Linked DNA regions of Homo sapiens: region 1 is linked to region 2. Evidence: read pairs that join two places in POLR2A ChIA-PET (ENCODE). Cell type or tissue: PC-9. All regions are shown on one strand.

The links. Peaks named below come from ENCODE experiments on the same cell type or tissue, not always from the same donor. Only the 100,000 strongest peaks of a DNase experiment are listed, where the experiment ranks them.
Region 1: POLR2A ChIA-PET joins it to region 2 with 26 read pairs; 2 of 35 experiments call an interaction of 5 or more read pairs at or near these places.

Annotation. Positions count from the first base shown.
Region 1 is chr17:50,711,869-50,714,368 of GRCh38, reverse strand. No RefSeq gene overlaps it. Among named protein-coding and RNA genes, the nearest start is that of ANKRD40, 5.2 kb to the right of the region's middle. In PC-9, no CTCF peak of the experiment used is centred here; no DNase peak of the experiment used is centred here.
Region 2 is chr17:50,343,932-50,346,431 of GRCh38, reverse strand. It overlaps XYLT2 (xylosyltransferase 2), which reads right to left and starts at 306. Exons shown (of 11, transcript NM_022167.4): 1 at 157-306. The coding sequence starts at 291. RefSeq lists silencers at 1-89, 160-259, 320-519. In PC-9, no CTCF peak of the experiment used is centred here; no DNase peak of the experiment used is centred here; H3K4me3 peaks cover 1,078 bases.

The DNA of each region.
Region 1 (2,500 bases), 370 kb before region 2:
GAGCTCCAGAGCTTGAGACCAGCCTTGGTGATGTGGCGAAACCCTGTCTCTACTGCAAATACAAAAAGTAGCTGGGCATGGTGGCACGCGCCTCTATTCCCAGCTACTCAGGAGGCTGAGGTGGGAGGATTGCTGGAGGCCCAGGAGGCAGAGGCTGCAGTGAGCCAAGATGGCACCATGCATTCCAGCCTGGGTCTCAAAAAACAAACAAACAAACCAACAAACAAAACGCCTCCAACCTTAGAGGCGATGGCTCCCCATCATCTCCACTCTAAGGTTCAAACACCACAAGGTGGTCTGTGCTCTGACCCCCTTCTCCAACTTCATCTGCTACTGCTTCCAGTACTTGGAAGACCCTTGATTCCTGCATTTCACCATCTACGTTGCTCCAGGCATGGAAAGCTCTTCCACTCCAGCAGCAAGCAACACCTACTCATCCTTTTTTCAGAGACGGTCTCACTCCTGCCTCAGCCTCCTGAGCAGCCGGGGTTACAGATACGAGCCCCTACTCATCTTTCAGCTTACAGCCCCAGTTTCAGCAGCTCCACAACGCCACCCTGGACCCTGGCCCTCCACCTGCTACACACTGATCACCTTCTTTGTGCCATCATTTTACCTGAAGCATCCTTGCATATTTTTGGGTTTGTCACACGATATTGCAAATAGCAATTTCTTCCCTTAGAATGAAAGGTTTTTTGTTGTTGTTGTTGTTGTTTGTTTGTTTTTGTTTGTTTTTTAGGTCAGGTGCCAGCCTGGGTGACAGAACAAGACCCTGTCTCAAAAAAAAAAAAAAAAAAAAAAGGCAGGACCTTTCAGGTGTGATTAGGTCATGAAGGCAGAGACCTCAGGAATGGTATTAGTGCCATTCATAAATGAGGCCCGAGAGAGCTCCTTTGCCCCTTCTGCCATGCCATGTGAGGAAAAAATGAGAAGCTGGCAGTCTGCAACCCAGAAGAGGGCCCTCGACAGAACCTGACCATGCTGGTACCATGATCTTGGAATTTCAGCTTCCAGAATTGTGAGAAAAAAATTTCAGTTGCTTATAAGCCACCCAGGTTGTGGTATTTTGTTATAGCATCCCAAATGGACTAAGAAAGTCTGGTGGCTACCTGTACCACCTCACTGCACCTTTCCTCTTCAATGGCACCAGCAAGCTTGTGATGGTTAAACCCATTTCATGTGTTTCAGCCCTTTCTTTCTTGCCCTTTCTGCAGCATTTGACCCTGTGGATCACTCCCTTGTCTCCAAACCCTCCCACTCCTTTGCTTTTCCTCCTGCTAGTCTATTAATAGCTGCTCCTCTGCTCTCATTTGAGAATTTCTTCTCTTCTGTCCGTCATTAAAATGTTGACTACAGATGCTCCTCAACTTACAAAGGGGTTAGATCCCAATACGTCCATTAGGTTGAAAATGCATTTAATGCACCTAGCCTATGGATAGTTTGGCTCTGTGTCTCCACCCAAATCTCATCTAAAATTGTAATCCCTATGTGTCCAGGGAGGAAGCTGGTGGGAGGTGATTGGATAATGGCGGCGGTTCCCCCATGCTGTTCTCGTGATAGGGAGTGAGTTCTCAGGACATCTGATGGTTTAAAAGTGTGGCTCTTCCCCTTCGCTCTCTCGCTCTCTCTCCTGCCACCCTGTGAAGGAGGCGCTTGCTTCGCCTTCCCATAATTGTAAGTTTCCTGAGGCCTCCCCAGCCATGTGGAACTGTGAGCCAATTAAACCTCTTTACTTTATAAATTACCCAGTCTCCGGTAGTTCTTTTTTCTTTTTTTTTTTTTTAAACAAAGTCTTGCTCTGTCGCCCAGGCTGGAGTGCAGTGGCACAATCTAGGCTCACTACAGCCCCTTCCTCCCAGGTTCAAGTGATTCTTGTGCCTCAGCCTCCCGAGTAGCTGGGATTATGGGCTTGCGCCATCACACCCACCTAATTTTTGTATTTTTTAGTAGAGACAGGGTTTCTCCATGTTGGCCAGGCTGGTCTCCAACTCCTGGCCTCAAGTGATCATCCACCTGTCTTTGGCCTCCCAAAGTGCTGGGATTATAGGCATGAGCCACTGTGCCCAGCCTTAGGTAGTTCCTGATAGCAGTGTGAAAATAGACTAATATACCTACCAAACATCATAACTTAGCCTAGCCTTAAATGTGCTGAGAATACTTTAATTAGCCTACAGTTGGGTAAAATCATCTAACACAAAGCCTATTTTATAATAAAGTGTTGAATATCTCACGTAATTTATTAAATACTGTACTGAAAATGAGAAACAGAATAGTTGTTTGGTTACACAAAGTAAGGTTTCTACTTATTTTTGCACTTTTGTGTATCACTTTTGCACTGTTGTAAAGTAAAAGAATCCTAACTGCAACCATCATAAGTTGGGAACCATCTGTATTCTTCAGTCTTTGGCTGTCTTCTTTTTAAAAATTATTTATTTACTTACTTATTTTAAGACAGGGTCTTACTGTCAGGGTTTCACTGTGTTGTCCAGGCTAGTCTGGA
Region 2 (2,500 bases):
CCGGGGGCCGGATGCTCCGCTCTGGGCGACCGCCGGCGCCCCGCACGCACGCACGCGGCCCGTGCCCCACTTCCCCGGCTGGGGCCGCCCGCAGCCCCGCCAGGACCCCGCGCGCCCCCGCGCCCGGCCTGCCCGCCCGCCCGGCCGTCGGAGCACCTCGCCCGCCTCGTCCTCCTCCAGGCCGCTGAAGCTCCACACTACCAGGCCCTGCAGCAGCAGGATGGCCAGCGCCGTGGCAATCGCCAGCTTGTAGCGCCGCACCAGCTTCTGCACTCGCGCGCTCGCCACCATCTTCCTGCCCGGGACGCGGGGCGCGCGCCCAGCCCTGCAACCCGGCCGCGAGCGCGCGCACGGGCGCGGGGCTGAGCCGCCCCCCCTCCTCCACGCCTAGGGAGGCGGGCCGGGCGCGCGCCGGGGCGGGGCCGGGGGCGGGGCCTGCGGGGCCAAAGCACGGCGCACCGCAGGCTAGGGGTGGAGCCGGGGCTCGCAACACCTTCAGTCCCGGCAGTCGCGGGCGTGGGCTTGAGCGCGTGCCTTCTGCGCTCGTGTCTCCGCCGGTGCCCCTGGCTCCCACGTGTGCTCCCCTCCACCTGGACGGCGAGCGCCTGGTGCTGGGGAGTGGAGGGTCTGCGGCACAACCTCTCTTGCCTGGTGTCGGGGGTCGTGGGCGAGTTCAGTCCCACGCGGGTAAGCTCTCGGTCCCGGGGGCCCAGGGAACGCCAGGGCTCCCAGAGACGCCGCCTTGGGAGAGGGCGTGTGAGAGCCACAGGCGTCTGCTTAAAAACCTGGAGGCCGCACCTGCGGGGCAAAGTCTAACCCCTTGACTGGCATCAGAGAGCCTTCACGAATCCTCCTTTCCGCTCTGCGCTCATCCTAAGCATCCTCAGGCCGCTCCCAGAGTCGTGGTTCTCAAACTACTCTAGCGTGTGTTGGAGTCTCTTGGAGGTCTTGATAAAACAGATTTTTAGTGCCCCTCCTCCCTCCCCCAGAGTGTCTGCTTTGGTAGGTCGGTAGTGAGGCCTAAGCATTAGAATTTTCAGCAGGTTCCCAGGTGATGCTGATGCCTTTGCTCTGGGACCAAACTTGGAGAACCAGTAGACCTCGACACATGCTGCTCCCTCTGCCAAGTCCCCACCCCCTACACCATCAGTGGCATCCTCCCTGTGCGTCCCCAGCACTGTGCAGTGAGCACCAATCATACATCCGGTCGTGACTGCTCTGGGATCTCGCCCTGCCTTGGACACCCAGCAATGCTCAAGAAATGTTGCGGAAAGCAAGCAGGGGAGGCCCAGATTCCCGTCTAACCAGCTGTCCCTAACATTTGTTTGAGAACCCGGCGTGTTCAATGAGCACCGCATTGGACAAGGTCTAAGCACCTGCGGCCTTCCCTAAGCCTGGCAGGCCCATGGAGAGAGGGAAGGCGAGAAGAGCAAAACAGTGGCCACCAAAGCAAGGTGAATCCCCAGCTGGGGAAGCCAGGCACTGGGAGGAGGAAGTCATAAAAATAGCAAACACAAGTTAGAAGGTTTAAAGGGAAGACGTTAGGAACCACTACAGAGAGGTCTGGAAAGAGAAGTGGCTTACAAAAAAAAAAGTTTGAAAAGTTAGAAGGCCATGATGGAGGGGTTTGGAAGTTGCCACAAGGTTGGGTTGATGAGAGAATTCTAAACTGATGTGTACAGGATACACAAGCATTTGATGGTACATAAATAACCTCCTTTAATCGTCTTCTGCGCTTTAGCATTTGTAATCATTCTGTTCCTCCGCGTTTGTTAAATGGGAGAATTGTAAACTATGTTTCCGACGACAGTTTGGCTACTTAAGAGAGCCTACACTTCAATGATTTTGGAAAACATCAGTTGACATCCCGGCAATTGATATGTTAATTAAATATTGATCTTGTGTGCTCATTAAATCAGATCCTCTAGGGACTTCTACCTGCCAAGAATTCCCCCCACAACAATGAAAATAGCTTTATTTTTCACTGATTATATAAGTAATAAATATCCATTATATAACATTTAAACACTAAACGAATAAGAAAAAAAGTAAAAGTCACCTACAATCCCACCCCTTAAGATGATCATCATTAACATTTTAGTGGCTATCCTTTCCTTTCCTTTCCCCCATTTCTCTCTTTTTTTTTTTTTTTTTTTTGAGACGGAGTCTGCTCTGTTGCCCAGGCTGGAGTGCAGTGGCGCGATCTCGGCTCACTGCATGCTCTGCCTCCCAGGTTCACGCCATTCTCCTGCCTCAGCCTCCCAAGTAGTAGCTGGGACTACAGGCGCCCACCACCACGACTGGCTAATTTTTTTTTTTTTTGTATTCTTAGGAGAGACGGGGTTTCACCGTGTTAGCCAGGATGGTCTCAATCTCCTGACCTCATGATCTGCCCACCTCAGCCTCCCAAAGTGTTGGGATTACAGGCGTGGCCACCGCGCCTGGCTTTTTTTTTTTTTTTTTTTTTTTTTTTTTTTTTTTGAGTCTCGTTCTGCCACCC